Linked DNA regions of Homo sapiens: regions 2, 3 and 4 are each linked to region 1. A link is a contact called in ENCODE Hi-C or POLR2A ChIA-PET data. All regions are on one chromosome and are shown on one strand. Each heading gives the region's core, a stretch centred on a gene start or an enhancer-like site at or near the end of the contact. The rest is flanking DNA. Distances are from core to core; before and after follow the strand shown. Region 1 holds the start of ABCD3 (ATP binding cassette subfamily D member 3). Region 2 holds the start of DIPK1A (divergent protein kinase domain 1A). Region 3 holds the start of EVI5 (ecotropic viral integration site 5). Region 4 holds the start of RPL5 (ribosomal protein L5).

Region 1 (2,700 bases), core at 1-2,500:
AATCAAACACGGGAGGCAACAGTACCTGCTCAGAGGAATGAATGAAATAAAATTCATGAAAGTAGTATGTCAAGATTTAATACGAAATATTCAATGACTGGCAAGAACGCTTGGGAAGTAGCCTTTTCTCTTTCACTTGTCCAGCAAATAAAAATTGCATGTATGTGACATACATACCTGTATGTCGCAACCGTAATTCAGCTCTCTCTTTTTTACTTTTTCTGAACTGATAACCTCCCAAAGTTAAATCTAAGCACTGAAATTCTCCCGCGGTGGAAGCAGTGGCGTGTCATTAAAAAGGAGCTTGATCCTCACCTAAACCACACTCTCATCTTTCACCTACAGAGCCCAGGAAGGAAAACATTTCCCTCTAAGTCCGACAGAACCGATCCAGCCTTTCCGGATGAAATGCCACCGACCAAATGTTCACCGACCAAAGGGTTCACCGACTCCAAGGGCTCACCACTTTAGACGGCAATCCTGCCAAGTGGACCGGGAATAGTTTCATAGAAGCCACCCTCGCGACTTTCAATAGCAGTTAGTCGGGAATCGAGCCAAACCTCGTCCAAGTGACTTAGACACCAGCCTCCAGCCTGGCGAATCCAATCCCCATCCTCAATCACACATCCACGTCCCCAAAACAAATCCTTCACGGTCTGAAGATGAGATGGCAAAACCAGAACACACCCAGAAAGTTGACACAGAAGGGGGTGATGTAGGGAAGGGGGTGGGGGACACACCGCATCCCCCTCCCACCCCCAACTGGAGGCCGCTGCCTGAGTGCTGGCTGGGCGCCGGTTCGCCCGCGGGCACAGAAGAATTCGCACTCCCGGGGTGGAGCGAGGTCGCCGGACAGGCCAGCTGGGACCGACGCCGTCGTGGCGGGGACTCGCGGACACCCTGACATTGAAGTCCCACGGCAGTCGCGGTCGGCCCTCTCTCCGCCCGACCCCGTCGGGCAAAGAGACCTGTCGGCCGGGTGGGGAGAGAGAGCGCGCGGGGAGCGCCCGCTCCAGCCCGGGAAAGCTGCACGGCTACGGGCCTTCTTACCCGTGCAGGCCGAGGGCGCGGCGCCGCTTGTGGAGCAGGCAGAGCAGCAGGAACGCGGCACCAGCCAGCGAGGAGTTTCGCGCCGTCAAGTACTTGCTGAAGGCCGCCATGGCACTGCCGGTACCAGCGAGCCGGCGAGGGGACGCGGCGGCGGCGGCGGCGGCGGCTACCTTACTGCACGCAGCGCGGGGGAGACTGGGAGGAGAGCAGAGGGCGGGGCCGGCCGCGCAGGACCGCCCCCTGGCTCGCGCCGCCGCGCCGCCCGCGCTCTGGAGCCCACTTTGTACTTTGGCCCGGCGGGAGCGCGCTCGGCAGCCTCCGTGGGCGGAACAGTTCCCGGGACGCGCTCTGCGCACGCGCGGACTCCTTCAGGGTCTCCGGAAACGCGGCGCGGAGGAGCTGTTGCTACTCAGCCCTGCGAGGCGTCAGTGCTGCCCCTGCCTCACCCCTACCCTCCCACTCTTCGCGCGCACACCCCGGCTTTCACAATAACTGGATGAGCGGGCCTGGCCTGCAGCGACGACCTAGTGGGCCCTGCCTCTCCACTCCCGCGGTGATGTACCGTTACCACCCTCTTAAAGGAGCCCAGGAAGGAGGCGGACGGCCCCGTCACAGAGCGTGTAGGGAAAACACAGCACAGTGATTATCAGGACGAAACCAAACAATCGGAACTCCGCAGAGGTGTAGGGAGATGTGAGGAGAATGACACAGATCAAAGAGCTTTTTCCAAGCCAGTATTTTCCAAACCGCGGGTTATAATCTCTAGCGCATTGTGAAATTGGTTTGGTAGATCGGGATCATCACCCTCCGTTTTTAATAAAATTGAGAATAGAACAAAATAGAAAAGTTTCACAGTACATCACGTAGTAAAGGAGTTGTTTAGAGAAATTTCGATTTCAGTGTTTTGCACGTATGTATCGCCAGCGGCGATGTAAAATGTATGCAGATCTGGTCAGAAAAAAGTTTGAGAAACACTGTTCTTTGCAAAGGGACATTCAGAAGTAACAATCGTGCGTTGTATTAATGCTGGCCTCACTCCCAGAATCAGAAGGGCTTTGCAGATTACAACATTCTTCTCCTGTCTGACCCTATGTTGCAGGAATTGTTATCGCCAGCATTGAGCCTAGCATATATACAGTAACAGTGAATCGCTGTTTTCAGCTGAGGAAACTGGAGAAAAGCAAGTGTGTCAGAAAATAAGCTCATAAAACCTCGCATAATGCACATACATATTAAAGTAGCCTACAAAGTAGTGGTGCTGTGCCCTAGGTGTTTTCTCAATATAAATGAGCTGTTGCCTAATACAGGTTATGAGGATCACAAAGACGAGGTACAATAATGGCATGCGTATAGAGGTGCTCAACAGTGAATTCTAAATTATGCAGAACTGAAGCTCCTACTAATTCACTATTTGTCATGTGGACATTTTCATTACCTGGAGGGACAAAAGGTTTTGGCCCTCTGAAAGTTAACTGAAAACCGCTGACATAAGGCAGATTAATAGAAGAAAAAATTAATAGGAGAAAAGGCATACAAATTTAATGTGTATACATGGGAGCGTTCAGAATGGAGACCCAAAGATACTTGGAAAATTGTCCATTTTTGTGTTTAGGTTCAACAAAGTATGGACAGCTATGTAGAAATGTGATT
Region 2 (2,711 bases), core at 91-2,590, 1.5 Mb after region 1:
AACAGAAAGAACAACCACCACAACAAAAATCACCTAGGTTTAAAACCTGTGTCTGTGTGTGGGTTGAGGGAAGGGGCAGACATGAAGGTATCTCTTCAGAACAAGGCACCTGAACAAGGCTTATGCAAAAACCAAGTGAGAATGAGTAATGGTTTGCTTCTGGGGAAACCCCTTCTCAGAGCAACAGGCCGGAATGAGCTCTAACGGGCCACCTAAACTTTGTTAGCATCACGCTTAAACGTGGTAGGTGGGGTAAAAAGCAGCCAAAAAAAAAAAAAAAAAAAAAAAAGCTGCTTCTTCCATTACAAGTCACTTGGATCAACAGCTGTTCTCCCACTAGGGTGGCTCTTTTTTCCCTTATTTGGAACTCATTGTCAAAAGAAAGACACCACACCCTGTGTTATGTAGCCTTAACCAAGCAGCAGGCCACGTCCCAGGCTCCCTGCCTTCAGGACTGTATTTAATTCGGTGTTTTTGTTTTTGTTTTCTTTTGAAATCAGTGTTCCTGGACGGGGCCAGGAAAACTCTGAAGCTGTCTTAAAAACAATATAAACCAAAAAAGTCGGAATTTTTTAAAAGTACATTTTTAAAAAAAGTTGTAGGCCGTTAGAGGCGAACTGGAGCGTGGTAAGGGGGGCACCGAGTTCAGCAGTGGGGCGCCCTGTCCGCGTTCGAAGCTGAGCCCAGTCCTGGGGGGATGCCCCGGTCTGCGTCTCCAGCTGCGGCAGACACCCCCTTCCCCCGACCGCCACCAAGGGCGAGGGAGGACGAGCCAGTCCCCAGGGAAGGAGCCCCAAGCTTCCCTTGAATTTCCAAACAACCCGTCCAGACACGTCCTGACTCCAGGAGAAGAGTCCATGGGGAGCGTCGGTGCTGCCGGGGCGGGTGGCGGGACGCGCAGCTGGGCGCAGCGCGGGGAGCCGGAAGCCGGAGCAGACTGCGAGGCCAGCGCGGTCCGGGGGTCGCCGCATCAGCCAGCGAGAAGCACGCCCCAATCCGCGCCGAGCGTGCGACACCCCCGCTGCCGCGGCGCCCCCTCCCGCCTCCGCGCGCCTCCCCTTTAAGCTCCAGGCGCAGTCGATTTGTGTCGGCGGAGGCGAGGTGCGACTCCCCTTTATGGCGGAGTCGGCAGCAGCCTCTCTGACAGCCGCGGCGGCCGGCGGGCGAACAGGGCAGGAGGCTGGGCCTCTGGCCTCTCGCCGCCTTCACTGCAGCCGGGCCGAGGGGAGCGCGGCGCGCGCCGCGGCGGGGGCGGGGGAGTGGGCGGGCCCGGCCGGGCAGGGGGCGGGGAGGCGGGGGGAGGCGGGGAGCCCGGCCGCCAGCGCTCGGGTCCGCCTCTGACTGCAGCGCGGCGGGGCGATGTGTGATTACCATGGCGAGGAGTCTCTGTCCGGGGGCCTGGCTAAGGAAACCCTATTACCTCCAGGTAGGCCGGCGGCCGCCCAGCCACCAGCTGCGGGAGCACCCGGCCGTGTGCCCTGCCGCGCCGCGCAGGACTCGCCCGCTCCCCTCCTCCCTCCCTGGGTCTGTGCCCGCCCGAACCCCGCTGCCCCCTGCCGTCCGGCACCTGGCGGCGCGCCCTCCCCAGCCCCCTCAGCGGCTCTGCCGACGCCCCCCACCGCGGCCCTCGCGGCTCCCGCGCCGCGGCCAGCCGGGCTCCAGGGCCCGAGTCGTCCCGCCCGGGTACGCCCTCGCATCCTGAGAGCCCCGAGACGTGACCTGGGTACGACCCCGCGCTCCGGGCATTGCCCGCAGCCCTGCGCCGCTCCAGGCGGAGCTCGACGGGCCGCCTTCTCCCTGGTGTTTTCGGGGCTTTCCCCCCTCCCCCGTGGGCCCCCGCAGGTCGGTTGCCCTTGACTCAGTGTCTTGGGTCTTAAGTCGGTGGTAGGAAAGGTGGTGTAGCATTCCTCCGTGTCTTAGAAAATTATGACAATTTGTCACACCAGTGTTTCCCCAGGCTCCAAAAAGCAGCGTGTGCCTCGTGCCGAGCCCCTTGGTTGGGTCGTTCCATCACACCCAAGATTTAAATGGGAGGTGGAGACCGATAAGCCTGAACCAGGCGGATGGGTGTTTGCTTTTTAAAGGAAAGGGGCTAGTGGCTGGTCTGTGGATCCCAAATACCCTAGTAATGCAAACGTAATTCTCAGTCATGTCGTGTGTACGGTTCGCGTGTTAATTTTTCATGATTTCCCGTTCCACCCTCTGTTCCGCTGCCAGTCTGTGCCTTGGAACCCTACTACTGCCTAAGTGTACTGTTTGGTCACCAGGGGGACCTAGTAGACACCGCGAGTAGCTGAGCGCAAATCCATCACTCCGATGGAAAAACAACTACAAATCAATGCCTTGCGTGGGTCAGCAGTGTTAGCCAACGCTGCATTCAGAGGACAGTATTCCTTTACCGCTTACATTAAAAGGCCAAGAGGTAGATGATTTGGGGTCAGCTGGTGCTTTTATAAATTATGAAAAAAGTTGAGAAGGTAACCATCATGAGGCAAGTAAATCTTACATTTTTGTTTGAAAATTGTATGTGTAAGTCATTACCCTGAAATGAGTGACGTATTGCAAATTGGAAGCATGATTTGACAACCCATGATATTAAGCGTGTACGAATAAAACTGAGTCTTTGTAGCAAGCACCACCAATAGTAATTGTGCACTTGAGTAACACTGTCACAACCCCTTCTAGAATTCAACCCAGGCCAGGTACCTCTG
Region 3 (2,700 bases), core at 22-2,521, 1.6 Mb after region 1:
TAAAGTTATGCAAACATATGCCTCAGATAAAAGTTCAAGTTTTCAAAGTTTTTAGCTGGGTGGAGGGCATGGCTTTACTTCCTATTTCTTGGTATTTCCTAATCTTGTTGAAAAAAAAGTAAGGTTTTTTTTTTTTTTTTTTTCTGAAATGCTTAGTTCAGTGGAAACCCATCTGCGAATTCTGTCTTATAAATTTAAATTTAAAAATAGGGATACTAATTTCTAGACAAATAATTCCGGAGTTTCTTGTGCTGCTAATTATTATAATTTTTGTCCCTTTTTTTTTTTGAGACAGAGTATCGTTCTGTCGCCCAGGCTGGAGTGCAGTGGCGCGATCTTGGCTCACTGCAACCTCCACCTCCGTGGTTCAAGCAATTCCCCTGCCTCAGCCTCCAGAGTAGCTTGGCTGGGAGTACAGGCGCACGCCACGACGCCGGGCTATTTTTTTTTTTTGTATTTTTAGTAGAGACGGGGTTTCACCATGTTGGCCAGATTGGTCTCCAACTCCTGACCTCAGGCAATCCGCCCGCCTCGGCCTCCCAAAGTGTTGGGATTACAGGTGTGAGCCACCGCGCCCGGCTGTCACTTCTAAACATATAATGAAAGTAATCTGTATTGCCTTTTTACTTTTTCTTGCCTGCTTTTCCTGGACCAGAAATTAATAGGCTGTTTCCGTCCCAAACAAAGTACTTTCCTTCTAAGAATGTCTTCGTTGACGCTGGAGGGCTGCCCGGCTGAATCTTACGTATTCGTGCCCATGTTCTGCCCCCTGCAGTAGTCTGCATAAACCCAATGCGAAGACACGTGTAAGAGTACATTACAATTACAAGTGTCATTTACGCGTTGATTATTGTTTTTGCGAGTGCCCTAAGGCCACCTCTGGGGGAGCTCGGGGCTGCCTTCCGAAGCATGCGCGTCAGCACCGCGTGCCAGGGCCCTGAAAGTCAGGCTCCGCGTCGGTGCGGCAGCGCGAGGCCTGCAGTCCTAAGCTCGGGGTCGCTTCGGGCCCCCGAGGGGGTGTGTCTTCTACCGTTTTAACATGGAAGGGGCGGTTCCAGTGGCCGGGGAAGTCGGCGACTTGCAGGACTGAAGGCTGGTGCTTTGAAAGAGAGGCGGAGGGCGAGAGCGATTTCCCCGCCTCCTCTGCACTCCGTCCAATCCCTTCGCCTTCTCCTTTTCTCGGCCGGCCCGCCCGGCCCCTAACCTGCTCCAACCCATTCTGCGGTAGAGGCTGCCGGGTCTCTTTAAGGCCCTCCCGCGCCTGCGCCTTGGGCTCTCCTGACGCGGCCGGGCCGGACCCCGGAGGAACCAGCTGGCCAGCTGGCAAGGGGCTGGCTGCAGTTCCGACAGCGGCGGTGCCGGGAGGGGTAGGTGAGGGTCGCGAGGCGGCCCTGAGCTTCTGAGTGAGCGTGGTGCTTTTGGGAACTCGGGACGGGCGACCCGTGGAGCCAGGAGCGGGGCCGAGGCGCTGAGACGCGGCGGCGCGGCTGCCGGCTGGATGGGAAGTTAATGTTTACGGCGAAGTCTACTCAACGTTTCCAAGGTGAGGGGCGCTGCGCCAGGCCGGGCGGGCCGGGAGGCCGGGCGGGCGGTGAGTCCGTGTTCCGCTGGCGCACAGCTGGGCCGAGGCGCGGCGGGCGGGGGCCGCCGCAAGTTTTGCTGTGGGAGCGGGGCGGGCGCGCCTGGCCCCGCCAGGGCCTAAGTTCCCTGCACTCGCTTCCTCGCCTGTCGCCGCCGCCGCCGCCCGCAGCCCTCCTTCTCGTGGGCGCTGGGGAAGAAACTCGTCGGCGGGTCTAACTGTGGCGTCCCAGGGCGGTGGAGGGACGGAGCAGCTTCGGGGGCACGTCCTCGTAAATCCCGTGGAGGACACTGACCCTGCACCCCACCCTCGAGGCCAGAAGTCGGTTCCCTTTGGGGACCTGAGGGGCGAGAGCACTCGCCCCCCTGACTTGCAAAGTTGGCGTCTTTACTTGGCCTCCGGGATTCTGCGCATGGCGTGTCTCCAGGCTGCTGATGGGCAAGACAGATGTGCCAGGTCCAGAATGAACTTGAGAAGAGTTTGTAGCCATTCCTGAATCACCTTATGACTAGTGGGGCAAGCCTCAAATTAACCTCAGGATTTCCGGTAGGTTGGATTGTGGTGTTGGTGTTTCCACTCAAAAGAGTTGCTGTGATTTCCCTGTGTCTGTCTGTCTGTCTGTCTTTGGGGCTTCTTAGATCATCTCATTTGGCATCCTTTCACCCAAGAGTTAAACCAAGCCTTTTGGAATGGTTTCCTCGCTTTCCTCCTATCTATTGCTGGTAGAGCTGCTTTCGAAAAGAAGTATTTTCTTGAAGTGGTATCTTTTCTTTGGGTTACAGTGTTGAATAATAAACTCCTTTCTTTGCCGAAAGAATGAATTCCAGTGCTTACTGAAGTTAAAGAAAAGTGATCTGCTGGTAGTTTTTAATCTTTGTTCTGAGCTGATGTAAGTAACTTTTTTTGTTTTAAAATTTTGTTAGTAGAATTTCACCAGTGTACCAGAAGCTCTTTTTCTTTTTCTTTTCTTTTCTTTTTTTTTTTTTTTTTTGACAGGGAGTCTCGCTCTGTCGCCAGACTGGAGTGCAGTGGCGACGTTGGTTCACTGCAACCTCCACCTCCTGCGTTTAAGCAATTCTCCTGCCTCAGCCCCGCGAGTAGCTGGGACTACAGGCGCGCGC
Region 4 (2,700 bases), core at 1-2,500, 1.6 Mb after region 1:
GTAAACAGACAACTGTCACTTGTAGAATCCCAGGTTTCACAAGCAACTAGGGTCAAGAATCTTTTTCCTCTACCTTCCATGTCACAGACTAGTAGTTTCATAAAACAATAAAAATGAATCCTTAGAGAAATATGGAATAAAAGAAACATACAAAATGCAGGCCCCAATTTATTACATTTAACAGGTATAAAATTATTGTTATATTGCTTTCAAAAGGTTTTAAACGCTTTCAATTTCCATATTTGTTTCTTCAAGGACCAGCACCGGTAATTGTGCCAAACTTTTGCGAAGCACTGCTCCAGACAGCAATCAGTGATGCCAAACGTCGGTTTGTTCGGAACACGCTATGTCCCACTTCGAAAACCTAGCCTCAAATAACAACTACGTACCTCTCTCGCTTCCCATGTTATGTTTTTCAAAAGCCTAAATTACCTGCCACAAAGCTTAACTGGGCAAGAGCACATTCAGCAGTAATTCCCCCACTAAAACAGCACTGTTCCCCATCAGCTAAAGCAACATTTCATCCCACCCTTGGGGCCCTACCCCAATAATTAAAAACTCATCCGGCGACGGACTCTAGAGGAAGAGGCAGGAGGCACGTATTCCATGTTAAAGGAGCTTCCGGGGCCCAGGGACCCCTCGGCCTCCAAGCTCCACTGACAATTTTGGCTTAAAAGCCACTTGCTCAGCCCACGGGCACAAGCTTCCTAAATCTAAGACTTGCCGGCTCCGACATTCTCCTGGAAAACCCACGAAGTACTCGGTACTCGGAGGTCGAGTGGGACCCGAGGACCTGCAGCCCCCCTCCATTCTGGCGTTCCCCAGCTAGGCTGAGGTCGACTGCTTGCGACCTCTCACGCCCGGCCGCTTGCCAGCGCCCCCTCACACTAGACGGCAGTATCCGCACTCAGGCTGTCTACTAAACTCACCCTTCTCCCCAATCCGCCGTCCAAGCTCACGCAACCCTTCTTCGCCAACCCCTCCCCCCAAGTTCGCGCACCGGGCGGCAGCCATTTAAGGCCACGCTGGGAACTGCACCTCGACCAAGTCAGAGCTAGCAATCTAACGCCATCCGGCCCCTGCGACGCGCGAGACGGGCCCTAGGCTGGCATACGGGCAAGAAAAGGGAACCTCCATGCATCTAAAGCCCCGAGACCGAGGCATCCACTCACCATCCTGCGGAACAGAGACCGGCGTCCGCTGCTCGACAGAGACCTGCAGGCCCAGCGGCGCTAGGGGGTGGGAAAAGGGCCACAGCCCTTGCGCAGGCGCAGTATGTAGCGCGGACGGTCACGCCAGTGACGTGTGAAAGAGAGAGGGCGTCGGCCACAAGGCGTTTTACGTTCCGCCCCCTGCTGGAAGGAGGGTGAATGCCTGCCCAAGCTCTCCAGGTTCCAATGCTCGGGGTATCTCACAGGATCCGTGCGGTGAGGAGGAGCAGGGAGGATTACTGGAGCCTTTCGCTTTCTTTGCTACAGCGTTTTGTTTTGTTTTGTTTTGTTTTGTTTTGTTTTGTTTTGTTTTGTTTTGTTCATAACGCATTTTGCTTTTCTAAGCAGGAAAAAAAAAAAAAATTAAATAGGACAAGTTTGCTTGGGAGCCCTCTTGCCTTCTCTGGGCTACTCATTCTGGTCCAAGAGCATATGGACCCACCCTCCCATCTCACCCCCAGGAAGCCTTCCCTGAGAGCCCCAAGCCTGGGATAGGGGCCACTCCTCTGCCTTCCTACAGCAGCTTTCTACTGGCTTCAGCCCACCACAGACTGTCAACTTTTCGAGGTGGGCCCTGATGTCCACCTCTGACTCTCCAGCACCTAGCAGGGTATCAGCTGCTCACCGTTAGAGCTGGGAGAAGGGACGGCCAACCAGGATGACAGGGTTAAGTGACTCCAAAACACTGCCACTAGAATAAATCAGGATTAGGATGCCAATTACTTCTGATTCCAACTTGTAATTCCTTATATAATAGGAAAAATAAACAGAGTTCGCTATGGCCGATGTCAACAGAGCTCTAGAGGAGAAAACTTAAAACACTTTTCACAGGAAGTGTGATTCTACTTTTGTGGAGCCACCTTTGAAAGGGTAAAGAAAGAGGTATTCAATTCGTATTTATAGAAAATATTTAAAAACCTTCATTTTGGTGGATTATCAAGTTATTAGCCTACCAAAGGTGCTCCATGTCTTGGTCAGGCCCTGCTTACACTGGAGGCAAAAGCATCAGGAAGGAAAGTCTGCCTGGAAACAGGCCGACTCCTAACTTCTGCATGTTTTAGGGCAAGGGTTCATAGGAAGACCCACATACTATTCATCTGAATATTTAGAAGTTGTGGGCCGGGCACGGTAGCTCAGGCCAGGTGCGGTGGGTCACGCCTGTAATCCCAGCGCTTTGGGAGGCCGAGGCAGGCGGATCGCGAGGTCAAGAGATCGAGACCATCCTGGACAACATGGTGAAACCCCATCTCTGCTAAAAATACAAAAACCAGCCGGGCATGGTGGCACGCACCTGTAGTCCCAGCTACTCGGGAGACTGAGACAGGAGAATCGCTTGAACCCAGGAGGCAGAGGTTGCAGTGAGCCGAGATCACACCACTGCACTCCAGCCTGGCGACAGTGAGACTCCGTCTCAAAAAAAAAAAAAAAGAAAGAAGTCATGAAGCAGGCTGGATGTGCTGGCTCAGGCCTGTAATCCCAGCATTTTGGG

The links. Hi-C counts contacts between places; a loop is a spot of excess contacts on that map. ChIA-PET counts read pairs that join two places held with the same protein, here RNA polymerase II (POLR2A). Pooled maps may share reads with other maps.
Region 2: a map of OCI-LY7 shows a loop between it and region 1 (8-fold over the local background). The contact joins the promoter of DIPK1A here to the promoter of ABCD3 in region 1. A Hi-C loop is called at or near these places in 3 of 168 maps with a recorded cell type or tissue (CD4-positive, alpha-beta T cell, OCI-LY7 and naive thymus-derived CD4-positive, alpha-beta T cell) and 10 of 50 pooled maps. POLR2A ChIA-PET finds 5 or more read pairs at or near these places in 1 of 52 experiments (CD8-positive, alpha-beta memory T cell).
Region 3: a pooled map shows a loop between it and region 1 (13-fold over the local background). The contact joins the promoter of EVI5 here to the promoter of ABCD3 in region 1. A Hi-C loop is called at or near these places in 1 of 37 single-sample maps with no recorded cell type and 7 of 50 pooled maps. POLR2A ChIA-PET finds 5 or more read pairs at or near these places in 1 of 52 experiments (T-cell).
Region 4: a map of CD8-positive, alpha-beta T cell shows a loop between it and region 1 (27-fold over the local background). The contact joins the promoter of RPL5 here to the promoter of ABCD3 in region 1. A Hi-C loop is called at or near these places in 3 of 168 maps with a recorded cell type or tissue (CD8-positive, alpha-beta T cell and naive thymus-derived CD4-positive, alpha-beta T cell) and 9 of 50 pooled maps.

What each region holds. Positions count from the first base shown.
Region 1 is chr1:94,416,939-94,419,638 of GRCh38, reverse strand. ABCD3 (ATP binding cassette subfamily D member 3) reads right to left here and starts at 1,250. Exons shown (of 23, transcript NM_002858.4): 1 at 1,051-1,250. The coding sequence starts at 1,160. RefSeq lists enhancers at 659-798, 1,270-2,061 and a silencer at 1,129-1,508.
Region 2 is chr1:92,960,091-92,962,801 of GRCh38, reverse strand. It overlaps DIPK1A (divergent protein kinase domain 1A), which reads left to right and starts at 1,340. Exons shown (of 5, transcript NM_001006605.5): 1 at 1,340-1,426. The coding sequence starts at 1,373. RefSeq lists silencers at 980-1,059, 1,220-1,779.
Region 3 is chr1:92,783,679-92,786,378 of GRCh38, reverse strand. It overlaps EVI5 (ecotropic viral integration site 5), which reads left to right and starts at 1,271. Exons shown (of 20, transcript NM_001350197.2): 1 at 1,271-1,543. RefSeq lists an enhancer at 871-1,150 and a silencer at 1,421-1,690.
Region 4 is chr1:92,830,590-92,833,289 of GRCh38, reverse strand. It overlaps RPL5 (ribosomal protein L5), which reads right to left and starts at 1,250. Exons shown (of 8, transcript NM_000969.5): 1 at 1,173-1,250. The coding sequence starts at 1,175. It also overlaps a transcript of DIPK1A not described here. RefSeq lists enhancers at 172-809, 962-1,281, 810-1,448, 1,452-1,501.